Linked DNA regions of Homo sapiens: region 2 is linked to region 1. A link is a loop called in an ENCODE intact Hi-C map of the cell type or tissue named here. Cell type or tissue: CD4-positive, alpha-beta T cell. All regions are shown on one strand.

Region 1 (8,000 bases):
TCTAAATTGGGACATTATCATGAGGTGTTCATGTAGCTAAAGGATATCAGCAACTTAAAAGCTCAATATGGTAATGAAGAAAGACATAATTTCCTGTTTGATAATAATGTGACAGGAATAGCTCTAATGCCTTCAGTGGATCACAACCATAACTTGCTCCTCTAGCCAAGGTTCAAAATTGTAAAATCCTACAAAAAAGTGACCAAATTATCCACGTGGTTTTATTATTTTTCTAAGTTCTTTGAAGGACTTTAACATGTGAGCTACTGTTTTTGCCCACAACAATCCCACAAGACTAACACAAGAATGGCAAGAATTTACCAGGAAAGTGTTCTTCAAAAAATACAACATCTACATAACAAAGTCTTAGTAAAAGATTTTAAAATGGCATCCATCCATTCCACTCACTTCTAGATCTGGAGCATTCCTCAGAATTCTTGGAAGATATCAGACAACAGTTATAATGTCCAATTTGTGTATGCTCATAAAATATTTTACTGCAATGCAAGTCATCAGTTGGTTTCCATCAGAATTCATTGACCATTGAGCTTTGGAGAAATCTGGATATAATAATTTTAGATACCTTTATAAAAACATTCAGCTGGGTGCAGTGACTCAAGCCTGTAATCCCAGCACTTTGGGAGGCCAAGGCGGGTGGATCACCTGAGGTCAAGAGTTCGAGACCAGCCTGGCCAACATGGAGAAATACCATCTCTACTAAAAATACAAAAATTAGCTGTGCTTCGTGGTTGAGCGCCTGTAGTCCCAGCTATGCAGGAGGCTGAAGCAAGAGAATAGTTTGAACAGGTAGACGGAGCTTGGAATGAGCCAAGATCGCACCACTGCACTCCAGCCTGGGTGACAGAGCAAGACTCCATCTCACAAAAATAAATAACTAAAATAAATATAAAAACGTTCATAATCAGATTTAGAGGAAAAGGACATCTTCTAGCTGATGAAGGAAACACAATGTAAGATACTATCTTTTTAGTTAAGGCTGTATTTCTTATGGCATATAAAAATAGCTGGCATGGGCCAGGCAAAGTGGCTCAGGCCTGTAATCCCAGCACTTTGGGTGGCCAAGGCAGGTGGATCACCTGAGGTCAGGAGTTCAAGACCAGTCTAGCCAAGGTGGTGAAACCCTCTCTCTACTAAAAATACAAAAATTAGCCCAGCATGGTGGTGCAGCCTGTAATCCCAGTTACTCAGGAGGCTGAAGCAGGAGAATTGCTTGAACCGGGAGGCGGAGGTTGCAGTGAGCCGAGATCGCATCACTAGACTCTAGCCCAAGCGACAGAGCAAAACTCCGTCTCAAAAAAAAGACACCTGTCATGTTGGAGGCACTCAATAAATACTGGCTGAATGAACTAATGATCTAATGCTCTGGACTAATAATATATAATAGTATATAATTGACTATACGTATTGATTCAAATCAGCACAATCAAAAACAGTGGCAAATTCCTGTGTAAATACATTTTAAAAATATATTTAATATTGTACTATTTCACATGATATGCATGTGTTCAAAGGGACCTCAAAAGAAGCATGTTTAATAACTCTCCAACAACTACGGGGGCAAAGTGTATATTAAAGCCATCATGTATGTCCATTACTATGTGAGGCACTTTGGGAAATAGAAGGAAGAGTACACAGTGCATGCCCACAATGAAGAGTGCACGCGCACAGTGCATGCATGAACCCTGCCCACCGGTCTCAGAAGCCAGGAGTAGGGATAGCCCAAGCATGTCAATGTGACCACAGATAAAACGTTACATAAAAAGCTAAGGAAAATATAAACCAAGTAAATACAGGTCTTAGAAGCATATTTTCTTCTTAGCTTACTTTATTGCACACTTACGTCTTAAGTTTGTAATTAAGTCCCTTCTCACTACATGCAACAATATAGCTGAACTCTAAATTAGTGCTTATTAGTTGTAGATTACAGTATAAGCCAGTTTTGAAAACATAATCTAAAGGTAATCTCAATTAGCCAAAAAAAATCATCTCCCAATTAGCTAGAATAAAGAAGGTATTTTACATATCCAGGTAAAACATATTTCATACTGTAACATAATTTATTCAAATCGTCAGCTTTTAAGTTATTCTTTGCCTGTGAGGCCAAGGGGCACGCCACTTTGCAAACGTTTAAATGGTGAATAAAACACTCTTTCCAATCAACAAGCAATCTCACAAGCAGTGGTTTAAAAATGTCTTTTTTAAATAAAAACTGTGCATTCCAAAAATTAAAATCTTTCAAACAACAACAAAAATGGCACGCTGATTAAACTTCATTTTAGATTCTGCAGGACACTTGGCCCAACTTGGTTTTACTCTAGATTTCACTGCCCTCCCACTCCGCTAAGTCTTTCACCAACATTCAAGCTATTTTCCTTCCCTGCCAGCCAGACAGGCGATGGGAGAAGCAGGCGTGGCCTCCATTGTCAGCAGGTCTTTGATGTCAAAAGGGCAGCATAGTCCTTTCAAACTCATCCAACGTGTTTGCATCTAACCAAGTTAAACAAGTAAAAGAAGTAAAATAAGAAAGCAATGCTTGTAGAATGTACAGTAGATATTGGTGGCACATGCCTGTTTAAGATTCGCCTGCTTGCCTCTCCTGTTCGATAGCTGCGACCAGAAAAAAACAGAAAAGGAAAAAGATGGAGTGGGATGATTAAGGGGTTTCAGTACAGCCTAATATGGATGGGATGATTAAGGGGTTTCAGTACAGCCTAATATGGAATTAAGGGGCTTTCATTTGCAACATCTTGTCATATCCTAAACGTTCTGCAAGTGTACCTAGCTAGGCATGTCATAATCAAATAAAAAATGTATATTGAGTATATTAAATAGCCGTACATTTTCAGTGATAAATGTGTTTGTATATTATTATAGCGCATTAAATATTGCATTATTAAATTAATGAACCCTGTGTTCATGCAACCTTCCCCCTTAAGGATCGCCCTATTGTTTTGTTTGTTTTTGTTTTGGTTGAGATGAAGTCTCCCTCTGTCACCCATACTAGAGTGCAGTGGCAGGATCTGGGCTCACTGCAACTTCCCCTCCCAGGTTCAAGCAATGCTTCTGCCTCAGCCTCCCAAGTAACTGGGATTACAGGCGCCCTCCAGCAAACCAAGTTAATTTTGTATTTTTTGTAGAGACGAGGTTTCCTCAGGCTGGTTTCGAACTCCTGACCTCAGGTGATCCCCGCCTTGGTCTTCCGAAGTGTTGGGATTACTGCACTAAAAGTTATCTGATTTTTAATTAACCTTTGCAAGCCACATTCACCAACTATCTGCTCCTTGAGCGCCCTCCCCTGCCTCCCGAATTCTTCCCGTGGCAGCTCCCAGTCTCCCGCCCTCCCACCGCCCGCTCGCATTCCAGCCTTTCTAAAGATGGGGGAGGATCGGAGCTTACTTTCTTTGGAAGACAATGGATTCTTCTCTTGCGTTTCTGTCTTCTTCAGTTTCGACTTATCGAATTTCTCGATCTCAGCCATACCAGGTTTGTCAGACATGGCTGCGGAGGAAGCCGTAGGGAGCAATCCAAAGTGAGCGTGAGAAACAGCCACCTGTCCGGGTCTCTGTACTGGGAACTGTGCTTCTGCCCTCCGACCCGCAACCTGAGAAAGCCCTTCTCGCCCTCCGTCCCCTGCTGTTTCGCGCTCATGAGCTTCCTCTTTCCACAGAAAAAGAGGCGACACCTTTCCTCAAATATTTGAAAACGCAGGGGACCAAAGAGGACAGATCCCTCTCAAAGTGGAATGTTCCGGAATAAAGGAATTTGACCCCTGTGAACTGTTAATTACAGCGTTTAAAATTAAAGGCTGGCTTGGAAGAGAATAGGAAAGCCACTTCCGCGTTCAAGTGGTTAAAATCGGGCAAGAATTCCTAAAATGGAGCCCAGGTCGCAAAAGCACTTCCATTTTGTAGCCACGGCCTCTCTGCAAACAACGCAGGCCTGGTCCTGCGCCCGCTTTCTAGTCTTCTCACGTAGGCGGAGGCTGCAGCTGGAGCTTGCGACAACCGCCCTACCAGCTTCCTCGCCCGCGCCACACTGCAGCCCAGCACACAAAGCGCGGCCCGGAAGCTAGTCCTGCCGGCGCTCTCGGCATTTCGGCATCCCTAGCACACATGCCTCTGCAAGAAGGGCTGTGAAAATGTCACAGCGCAGCGCCGCCGCTGCCAGGCTGCACAGATGCAGCCCGCAGAGCCGTCTGAGGCTGGGAGACGGCTCGGGGCTCGGGAGATGAGTGAGCCTCAGAACAAAGGATCTGTCTGTTCCCACATCTCAGCCTCCAAGACAACGCACAATACCTTTGAGAGCAAACACTAAGAAATTTTTTTTTTTTTTTTTTTTTTTTTTTTTTTTTTTTTTTTTTTTTTTTTTTTTTTTTGAGACGGAGACTCGCTCTGTCGCCCAGGCTGGAGTGCAGTGGCGGGATTTCGGCTCACTGCAAGCTCCGCCTCCCGGGTTCACGCCATTCTCCTGCCTCAGCCTCCCAAGTAGCTGGGACTACAGGCGCCCGCCACTACGCCCGGCTAATTTTTTGTATTTTTAGTAGAGACGGGGTTTCACCGTTTTAGCCGGGATGGTCTTCATCTCCTGACCTCGTGATCCGCCCGCCTCGGCACACTAAGAAATTTTAACACGAACCCTCCGAGCGGCAGTACATAAACGCCGGTTTATTTGCTTTGTTCTTAAATCATCGATTTCCCCACCGCATTACCCAGCATCTAGGGTGTTTCGCATCCCCACCTCCCCAAGGCAGCTTTCCCGGGGATAATCACTCGGCTTGGCTTTAGGGGATGTCTTCACAGGGACGCGAATAATGAAGGGGCAAGCGCGGCATGAAGGGGAGGGTAGAAGGAGTAAGGATGCAGGGGCCCTGGGGCTTACCTAAGCCAGGCGCGTAAGGGAGTGAAATCTAGTCTACACAGTGTCCACCGCGGAGTTGCCAGGACGGGATGGGCAGGCGCTACTTTATAGCCCTCCTATGTAAATGAGTTGATGTCACCCACAGGCCCGCTTAAGTCTTTCGCTCCACGTCTCGGAAGGGCGTCTGAAAGCTGCCGGGCGGTTGGGGAGCCCCAACGCCACCCTAGGTGCACCATTGCCCCCTAACCACAACGATGGCGAAAGATAAAATGAGCAAAGCACCTTCCAACACTTCCTTCAAAACGCATTTTCCCCTTTTACAACAGGAGCGTAAAAATTGCTCTTGCGGACTGGTGCATATTATTTAAGGGTCGGAGTAATACCTAGGGTAACAGGCATTGTTTTACTGAGAAACTGGCTTTACCTACTGAGGACATACGCACGCAAAGGCGCGGTGTCCCTCCCTGGAGTGCCTGGTCAGCTACAGGGATATCATTCCTGTGACTCAGCTTTCAGACCAGTGGAGGCCTATGCGCCCCACCCCGGACCTCTTCCTCACTGGCGTTCCTCTTGCCTTTGGCAGAAGGTAAAGCAACCCTCAGTGATTTTAAAAGAGAAACTTTCAGCCTTGTAACATCCATATTGTTTCATTAGCATAATTTTTGTAGGCACTCAACAGTAATATTGAGTGTAGGGTAATATTGTACTCTACACTCTGGGTGTAGAGTAATTTGTCTGGAGTTTATAGCTCCCTCTTAGCAAAATAAGTCAATTTGAAGCTCTGCCATTGACTTACTGCCTGACAATGAGGAAATTCTTTTCCTTCTTGTTTTTTATATTCATAAATTGTCAGAGTGATTGCTAAGAAGGACTGTGTTGAATTCCAAAGACTATAGTCCCATTACCTCTAACATCATAAGATAAAATTCAAAAATCAAACTATATTTTTAAGGGAGTGCTTCCAGCACTAGGACATCTCCGAAGTGCAACTGCATCTGGAAATATAAAAGATTTGGGTAGAGGGAAGCACTTTTCAAAATGACACCTGACTGTGAATTCCAGTGACCCACTTGCTAATGGAAATTAGTTACAAATACCATGTCCTGCGCCTGCAAATGGCGTGTGAAAGGAAGACCCGCCGGTTACAAAGAGGCCTAACTGTGATTATTTCTGAGACAAGGCAGTGTGTAAAATATTTCTTTTTTTCTGTAACCTGAGCAAATGTTTTTTAGAAATCCGTTGCTAATTATTTTGATGGCACAGGTTTTTGTGTCGCTGGGGATTAGAGTCACAGACTTCCCCGTTTCTTCAATTGCTTGACTTCCTTTTTCCTAGGGAGGAAGAAGGTGGGGATGAGCAGAGGCAGGTGCCATCTGGTTCCCTAGGTAATGTTCTGCTGGGTGGCTGCCTTCTTGCCCTCCGAATGGGGCACAGGACCTGTTCGTGCGTGCACCGAATGTCACCTGTCTGGTAACAGTCCCCCTTCCCTGTTCCATGTTGGGAGTCCACTTCATCGTTGAAACAGAAAAGATCTTGCAGGGTGGCTTTTCGCCCGTTCAGCCTGCAGCTGCCGTTGTACCTACACCGTTCCCGCAGATTCTGCGATTCCATTTCCCCTCACCCAGCTGCTGTAGAAAGTCATTTATTTCCTCCCCATGTCTCCTGATGACAAAGGAGTGCCACTACCTTCTTGTGGCCTCTTCTCCCAAAGGCTTTTCTCAGAAAGGGTTAGGCCTCACTGAATCAATTCCCTAAAGGAGACGGTCGAATGCAAACTTGGAAACGTCTGGAGAAGTTTTCCAGTGCGGTAGCAAGCAGCTTTCCACTGTGCGGAGACACCGATAGGCAGGTGGGAACAAAGAGAAGAGAGAGAGGTGACCTGCTTAAAAGAAAAGAGTTCCCTTGATTGGGCTTGACCTGCCAACTGGTCAGGAAACCTACAGAGAATGGAAAGGGAAGGGTTGTTCAGATACAAGGAAGTGCAAACCAAAGGAATATTTTTAAAAGTTACATGACTGGCCATGTGAATGAATCTTTTTGTGCTAGAGTTTTCTCATCTATAAAATGGGTTCATTGCAGTACCGACCTCACAGATTGGGAGGATTAAATGCTCTGGAGTGCATGACAATTAGTAAGCTCATTGCACTGTTAGTATTATTAGGATGGAAGGTTGGGGACAAAATAATAAAGTAACTGTTTTACTGTTTAGAATAAATTAAACATTTTAGATGTCTTGATATTATGATTTGTCTTATAAAGTACCAGTAAAAATCAGGTCTTTTGTTAGTTTTACAGTGAATAAAATATACGAGTTCCTATTGGTTGACACCTTCTAAAAGTCAAGTTTTGTGAGTTTTACAATTTTTTTCATTTCATTTCTACTGCCTCTCCATAAAGAGAGGTTTATAGATGACAAAACTGAGGCCTAAAGAACCCTTATGTAGGTAACAGAGTTATGAGTTATGGCTTTCTATAACAAAGTACTGAGATAACCCCGTTATATATACTAAAGGGCACATAAAAGTTCTCACGTTTATTTCCCTATTCTGTGCCTGAGAATCACCAGGAACACTGTAAGAAGAGGAGGCTGTTTTGCTTTCCACAATGTCTGGAGGATAGTAGTTGCTCAATGAACAGTTCTCACACTTCATTAAATTGACTTTCTTAAGTGACGGAGCTACTTTAGACTCTAATCAGCTTATTTTCTTCTGCAGATAATTAAATCCATTTAGTATTACTATTCTAGATTTTAGAGAAAATTCTTGTCCCAAGGAAAATAACACGTATAAGTCAGTTAGAATATGCTGAGCACAATCACCATTAAGAGAGGAGTTTTCAATCCCAATTTGGAAGACAGGCAGAGATAGTGCAAAAGGCCCTTAGTAACTCCAGGTTGCGTGGTGCACTCCGGACTGAGGGCTCTCCAATGTAAGCTGAATAAAAAACACTTTAGCCTGAACTTCTTCCTCATCTCATTGGCCACAGTGCCTACTGAAATCTAAGTTCATGAAAATTAAATAGGTTAAAAATTAACCTATTTAATTTGCTGTAGAGAACTTACCAGAAGAAAAGGAGAAGAAAGAGGAGGAGAAACAGAAGAACAACAACAACAACCTTGCTTG
Region 2 (8,000 bases), 220 kb after region 1:
AAAAGTTAGCCGGGTGCAGTGGTGGGCACCTGTAGTCCCAGCTACTTGGGAGGCTGAGGCAGGAGAAAGGCATGAACCCGGGAGGCGGGGCTTGCAGTGAGCTGAGATCACGCCACTGCACTCTGGGCAACAGAGACTCCATCTCAAAAAAAAAGTCAGGAAACAACAGATACTTGCAAGTACATGGAGAAACAGGAATGCTTTTATGCTGTTGGTGGAAGTGTAAATTATTTCAACCATTGTAGAAGACAGTGTGGCAACTCCTCAGGTATCTCGAACCAAAAATACTATCTGACCCAGCAATCCTATTACTGGGTATACACCCAAAGGATTATAAATTATTCTACTATAAAGACACATGCCCATGTATGTGTACTGCAGCACTATTTACAATAGCAAAGACTTGGAACCAACCCAAATGCCTATCAATGATAGACTGGATAAACAAAATCCAGCATATACATAACATAGAATTCTATGCAGCCATAAAAAAAGAATGAGTTAATATCCTTTGCAGGGACATGAATGAAGCCAGAAGCCATGATTCTCAGCAAACTAACACAGGAATAGAAAACCAAACACCACATATTCTCACTCATAATTGGGAATTGAACAATGAGAACAGACGGACACAGGGAGGGGAACATCACACACTTGGGCCCTATCGGGGGTGGGGTTCAAGGGGAAGGAGAACATTAGAACAAATACCTAATGAATGAAGAGCTTAAAATCTAGATGACAGGTTGATTGGTGCAGGAAACTACCATGGCACATATATACCTGTGTAACAAACCTGCACGTTCTGCACATGTATCCCAGAACTTAAAGTATAATAAATAAATAAATTTAAAAAATAAGCTACATGCATTCACATATATCAGGTTAAATGGTTATATCCTCTAATTTTCCGATAATTAATGCTCATTTTTGTTACTTCTTCTTTTGCTATACCACCCTACCTTCCATGTGTTGTTATACTAAATTTTTTTTTAAAAATAATATAAAGTCATTAGTCTAGTCTCTTCAGGGAATAACCTAAATCTGAATGCTTTATACCCATTTCACATACATGTGACAAATTATACACTACAAAGGGTACAAATAATAAGCCTTTTATCAGTATACATATTTTTGTATCTTTTGTAGTTACATTTTATAAACCAGGTAAGATCCAAAAAGTTACATAGAATGTAAGGCCTTAATGTTATATACTGTCTGATTTATAATCTGCCAAATGTACATGAAGGTATGAGGATGGATGCAGCTTTGTATTTACATTCGATATATAATGTTGGGTTAGAGATTAGCTAATTTTTCCAAGGTACAGCCTGTACAGAGCCAGAATTCAAATTCATTCTTTACTGCAATTTCTGTCCCACCTCTATGTTGCTCTATCACTTTGTAATAATTACCTGCCTCAAGTGAGACAGGTAGGCCTTATTCCTGGAAAAGGCCATATTCTACATTATTTGAATGTCTGCTTGTGCAAATGTATGCATATTATCAAAAACCTCTTGGTGTGATGGCCACCACTATGACAATTAATATACTTACTAATATACTTATGACAATTAATATAACATTTTCAATAGTACAGCTACTGAAAATATTCTGTGGTGTAGCGATTCAACTGAAATGGAATGAGTAAAGAACATGATAGACTATAATCTATAAAATCAGAGTTAGTTGTTAGTTTCAAAATAACAATGAAAACACGTGTTACTGAGCAAAATCAGCTGGGATTTCCAAAACTCTCACTAGTGTTATAGTTTTTTGTCTGGAAGTTCTAAACTGTCCTCTCATTTAAACATCAAAGTTTAAATATATAATACCTATTTTTGGAGGAGGCAAATCTATTACTTAAAAAAAGATACCATTTCTTCACTTATAAAGGAACATTTCCCCTAATGCCATTAATAATTAACATTTTTGTAATATCTAATATCTGGAGGTATAACCAGTAAACTATTTGATACATGGAATATTATGCAATTTGTCTTTTGAAAACAGTAATCAACAGAGGCGTTTAATATATATGAGACTTTTTATAGATTCTTTACATAGAAAAATATACACAATTCCTCAACATACATATGCCATATAATATGAGAAAAAAAAATTAATCTTGGGATCCCAAAATCACTAAGTAACGGAAAAGTCAAGCTGGGAACTATGTCACTAAACTTGCCTCCCATTTTATTCCTAAATAAGATACGTACAAAGATAAGAAGCTACATACGTTCCTCACAACGTGCCCACAAGGAAATTCCTTGTGGACAAAGGACAGACCCAACTCAAAGTTATCCCTGTGAGGCGCACAAGAGACAACTGCATATCTGATTGCTTCCTCTGCCTTATTATTTATTTATGTAAAAATACAGAGTTACTAGCCGGACTAAATTCTGTATTCAGTAGGAGGCTGATCAAGGACTCAAAAGCATGCAAACTCTTGTCTCTTATCTACATTTTTTTTTTTTTTTTTTTTTTTGAGACGGAGTTTTGCTCTTGTTGCCCAGGCTGGAATGCAATGGTGCCATCTCGGCTCACCGCAACCTCCGCCTCTTGGGTTCAAGCGATTCGCCTGCCTCAGTCTTCAGAGTAGCTGAGATTACAGGCATGCGCCACCATGCTCTGTTAATTTTGTATTTTTAGTAGAGACGGGGTTTTTCCATGTTGGTGACGCTGGTCTGAAACTCCCAACGTTAGGTCATCTGCCCGCCTCGGCCTCCCAAAGTGCTGGGATTACTGGCGTAAACCACAGCGCCCGACCTGTCTCTTATCTATTTCTAACATGGAAGCCCCCGCTTCGAGCTGTCCCTCTTACCTGACCGAACCAATCATGTTTCCCTAAAACGTACAAAAGCAAGCTGTGCCCTGACCACCTTGGGCAAATGTATCATGGGTAAGTCTTGCAAAATAAACTTTTTAAATTGACTAAGACCTCTCTCAGATATTTGGGGTTCAGAAATAAATTCTTTTACCTATTATTTATAATTTTGGTTACAATTGAGAAAGTAAGAAAAAAGTGGTGTTTTTTTCTTTTCTAAGGGTTACTGCATCTTGAAAGTGTGATGAAGGTCTTAATTATTGTTCTTATAATTCCTGTCCACAGAAGCTCCTACTCTTACTGAGACCTCACGGAATTATCATTATCACAATAGAAATAAACATTTTGGGTTTGTGGAGTAACTTTTTTTTTTTTTTTTTTTTTTGCTCATCGTTTGTTGTTTAGATAATATCATGAACTGATAAATGCAGTTGCCACGTTGATTCCCTAGGGCCTGGCTTACCGACTGAGGTCATAAGATATTATGCCTTCTCTTTAGACTTGGTCAGTGGAGAGGAAATGGGCAAAGAACCAGCCTATGGAGGTGACAAGGCCTTAGGGCCAAAAGTCTTGAGGGTGAAGGTTTAGGGCCTGCGCAGCTTCCCTGCCATGCCCCGCAAGGTCTCGCATTCGCAAGGCTTGTGACAGTGGGAGCCTCATTACGGACTCTCCTAAAGTCCATGGTGTCCTCTTTTCGCATTTGCGCCCCGTGGGTGATGCCCGATGCCGCCCTTCCCATCGCTCTCTTCCCCTTCAAGCGTATCGCAACTGCAAAAACACCCAGCACAGACACTCCATTTTCTATCTTAATGCATTTAACTAGCACAACCTACAGGTTGTTCCATCCCAGAGACTACCCTTTTCTCCATAGACGTGACCATCAACCAACCAGCGGTCAGAATCAGTCAGCCTCTGTCATGTTCCTAGGTCCTTGGCGAACTGGCTGGGCGGGGTCCCAGCAGCCTAGGAGTACAGTGGAGCAATGCCTGACGTAAGTCAACAAAGATCACGTGAGACGAATCAGTCGCCTAGATTGGCTACAACTAAGTGGTTGGGAGCGGGGAGGTCGCGGCGGCTGCGTGGGGTTCGCCCGTGACACAATTACAACTTTGTGCTGGTGCTGGCAAAGTTTGTGATTTTAAGAAATTCTGCTGTGCTCTCCAGCACTGCGAGCTTCTGCCTTCCCTGTAGTTTCCCAGATGTGATCCAGGTAGCCGAGTTCCGCTGCCCGTGCTTCGGTAGCTTAAGTCTTTGCCTCAGCTTTTTTCCTTGCAGCCGCTGAGGAGGCGATAAAATTGGCGTCACAGTCTCAAGCAGCGATTGAAGGCGTCTTTTCAACTACTCGATTAAGGTTGGGTATCGTCGTGGGACTTGGAAATTTGTTGTTTCCATGAAATCCTGCGCAGTGTCGCTCACTACCGCCGCTGTTGCCTTCGGTGATGAGGCAAAGAAAATGGCGGAAGGAAAAGCGAGCCGCGAGAGTGAAGAGGAGTCTGTTAGCCTGACAGTCGAGGAAAGGGAGGCGCTTGGTGGCATGGACAGGTACGCACCTCCATCACCCGCCTGGTTGGCTGGCGATACTCTCCGGGAAGGCCTGGACGCAGCTTGCCCACGTTGATGACGGGGTCATCCTCAGCTTGGCACTCACCAATCTGTCGCTGTCGCTCTTGGACTCGGGAAGGAGCAAGTCACTGGCTTTCTCAGACCATTAACAAGCTCTGTGTCTCTCTCTCTACAGCCGTCTCTTCGGGTTCGTGAGGCTTCATGAAGATGGCGCCAGAACGAAGACCCTACTAGGCAAGGTAAAAGCAACCAGACGCAAAGTCTTTGGTCCGCACTTTGCTCTACCAAGGCCCCGCGTTCCTTACCGCCCAGCCAGTATTTATTTTGGCTCTGCTCCATGGCCAAGGGGTCGGAAAAGTGTTTCTTGCCTTTGCTGTCCCCGTACTCTGGAATACTTCGCCCCTTGCTCCAGACTCCCTTCTACTCTGAGGAAAAAAAAAATCGGACGCTTTGGGACCGGGCTAAACCGGGTCTACACCACATGCCTGTTACTTTAGGGCCTTTTGTTCCTGAATTTTAGCGTCACAAATAGTGAATGTGTACAGTTTTCAAAATTCATAACTTCCTGCTTCTTCCCCTCGCCTTTTGGTATTTGGCTCTTGGTGTCTAATTTTAAACATTTTTTTGCCTTTTTAAAAAAAATATCCCTGGTGTCCTAAGTGTAAGTAGCAAGTAAGTTACAGCGGTGAAGAGTTTGCAGTAGATATTTGACCTATAAACTGATGCGTGTATGTTTAGCCTGAAGTTTAGTGATTTGTTGACTTTTTTAGGATGCACAGTGCTGCAAATGTGATTTCATGAATGTGTGTGCTTTTTCCATTCAGGAACCTTGTTTCTTAGGTGTCATGCTCACAGTGGGAAGAATTTGTTGTTTGTGTGAAAAGTTGGCACTGTCGTTTAGTTAATGGCTGCTCCTATCAGCCAAGATGGCGGGTAAAAAGGGGGAGGAGCAATAAAGGGGGAAGCTTGGGAAGAGGGTGGAGGTATTAACCCGGAAACCTTAGCAAGGAATAGACCGTAAAGAGCGCTGACGTAGCTTCATGTTGCTTATTAAAAATTATTATTATTTAAAAGTAGAATTCTTGCGTTATCTCCAACATTGACAGCAGCATTTTTAAACCTATATGTGCTTATTAATTGCAGCATGTTTAGTTACTCCCACGTGAATTGTTGCGTAACTTGGCCCTGGAATATTCCTGTGTGTATCGTTTTTTACCCTCTCACCAAAATCTTGTTAAAGTATTTGTATGTTGTCAATTGGTCCCGTGAAATAAGAACGGTACAACAATCGCGCCATCTTTTAGATGCTGAAGCCAGTAGTTAAGAATTTCAGTTTATTATTGTATTTGACAAGGAAATACTAATTATTTTCTCAGGATGAACATTTTACTTACCAAGACGTTTTACTTTGTAGTTTAATTCAGTACAGACGCTGAGTTCTTTTACCTATAATCTCCTTTGTATGTTTGTTTTGGGGGCAAATACTGATCAGAAAACTAAAATGTAATATATATATGTATGTATAATGTGTATATATATAGTTAGTAAATCCACTTTATTTGACTGATAAATGAAACATGAGTTAAACTTTGATTATGCAAGTGAAAATAGCTTTATGAAAAACATGTTATAGTATCAATGATACGATTTAAGCAACAGTGACTCGATCTGCCTTAATGTTTAAAATAGTTATGATAATGAAATAAAAGTAATTTGATGTTTTCTGGGATAATGTGGGAAAATACTGGTTGAGAACTTTAAATCTTCATATGCTGGAGTTAGGATAAATTCTCAGTGGGTTGTGGTTAACATTTTAGTTTGGAATGAACTTTTCAGATAGACAATATGGGGTTTAAATTTTAAGGAATTTTTTTTTCACATATTGATCCTTTCCAATTTTGATTACAGTAACATTTTAAATATGAGAAAGTGGTTTCATTATGTTTGGGGAGAACTGTAGCTTCATAAAACACTGAGTAATGCCGTATATTAAACTGCAGTGACTTTTTTGAAATGAAAAAAATATTAACTCAATTTCACTTCATTTGGCTCAGGATTCTGAAGGCTGGGAAGTCCAGGATCAAGGGGCTGCGTTTCATGAGGGCTTTAGTGCTGCATCATTCTTTGGAGAAGGTGGAAGGGCAAGAAAGTATATCACAGTGCAAGAGATGGGGGATGCCTAACTCTCTGTAATGAACCTATCCTCACTATGACATTAACCCATCCATGAGAGCAGCCTGCTTATGATGTTGTCAAATCTTAAAGACATCATTTCACAACACTGTTGCATTGAGGATTATGTTTTCAATGCATGAACTTTGGGGGACATATTCAAACCATAGTACCTGTTCTCCAAGACAAATTATTCTACAGTATGTATAATAAAGTATTTTTTCCCTTTCTCACAGAGCTTTGCATATATCACTGTTTTTTAAAAAAGTTCTTAGAATGATCTATTTCACTGATATTTCAGTTTTTATTCGTATTTATGTTTTCTATGAAAGTTTTATTTATAGATTTTACTAATGTCAGTATTGTTTTACAAGCTTCTAAAGGTTTAAAATATTGTTATAAATATGCTTTTTTCCCTGTCAAGTTTTCTGGACATTGAGGATGCTCTATCCCAACGACTAGTTTCTCTGATTTTTTTTTTTTTTGACCTCATACGTGAACCCGCATATCAAACCATTAGGATGGTTGTAACAATAGATTTCCTTAAAATTCTGTAACTTATGTTTTATAAGATTTTTATTAATTTTTATAAGATTGTCATCTGAATTAGTGTAAATACTTTTCAGCAAAAACTTTTTGGTTGAAGCTTAATAACTTGCTCGTATTTAAATAATACGCAGTTCAATTAAGTGAAAAACAGATTTTAGCAATAGTAACTTTTATTTCATGTTGGAAAACGTTTTAGGTTGATTTTGTTTGTATTATGATAGAGTTTCACTCTGTCAAATAGAATATTACTATTACAGTATGCCTTCAATATAATGCTAGAGGCATTAACAGGAGAAACGCCTATTAAAATGCTTTGAGTGGTTTTTTATACTGTAATATTTGAAAGGTGATATTTAAGATCTTGCGTTATATGCGTTTTGTTTGCTAACCTGTAACCTGTAGAACTTCATTTCCAGTTGTAAAAATAGTGTTTTGAGTTAAAAAAGCAACTATAGAAATAATGTCATGTTTTGTTATTTAGAATTAGGTCTTTAATTTGGTGTATCAGGAACAGTTTGGATGTTGTCTTCCAAACAATTAGAGTTGTTATTGTTTACGTATTACTGGACAAAGTATTAAGTAGGCATTATGTAAGAATGCTAATAGAAAATTTGGGTACAACGTTGGACATACATATCTGAAGCAATTATAGAAAATATTTTGATATCTAGGCACAGTTCCAAACTATGTGATAATAAATGGGCACTTTTCTGGTATTGGTTTACTTTACTTTTTTTTCCCCCGAGATGGAGTTTCACTCTTGTTGCCCTGGCTGGAGTGGAATAGTGCGGTCTCACCTCACTGCAACCTCTGTGTTCTGGGTTCAAGTGATTCTCCTGCCTCAGCCTCCCAAGTAGCTGGGATTACAGGTATCCACCACCATGCTTGG

The links. Hi-C counts contacts between places; a loop is a spot of excess contacts. Peaks named below come from ENCODE experiments on the same cell type or tissue, not always from the same donor. Only the 100,000 strongest peaks of a DNase experiment are listed, where the experiment ranks them.
Region 2: a loop joins it to region 1, with 4 times the contacts of the local background. A loop is called at or near these places in 14 of 110 quality-filtered maps.

The regions. Positions count from the first base shown.
Region 1 is chrY:13,699,853-13,707,852 of GRCh38, reverse strand. TMSB4Y (thymosin beta 4 Y-linked) reads right to left here and starts at 3,954. Exons shown (of 2, transcript NM_004202.3): 1 at 3,418-3,954; 2 at 1,829-2,628. The coding sequence starts at 3,517. The coding sequence ends at 2,594. In CD4-positive, alpha-beta T cell, no CTCF peak of the experiment used is centred here; DNase peaks (open chromatin) are centred at 3,582 and 4,052; H3K4me3 peaks cover 2,191 bases; H3K27ac peaks cover 1,615 bases.
Region 2 is chrY:13,475,883-13,483,882 of GRCh38, reverse strand. It overlaps UTY (ubiquitously transcribed tetratricopeptide repeat containing, Y-linked), which reads left to right and starts at 3,850. Exons shown (of 30, transcript NM_001258249.2): 1 at 3,850-4,369; 2 at 4,566-4,629. The coding sequence starts at 4,218. MIR12120 (microRNA 12120) reads right to left here and starts at 4,706; the gene lies at 4,617-4,706. In CD4-positive, alpha-beta T cell, no CTCF peak of the experiment used is centred here; DNase peaks (open chromatin) are centred at 3,822, 4,322 and 5,332; H3K4me3 peaks cover 3,523 bases; H3K27ac peaks cover 2,806 bases.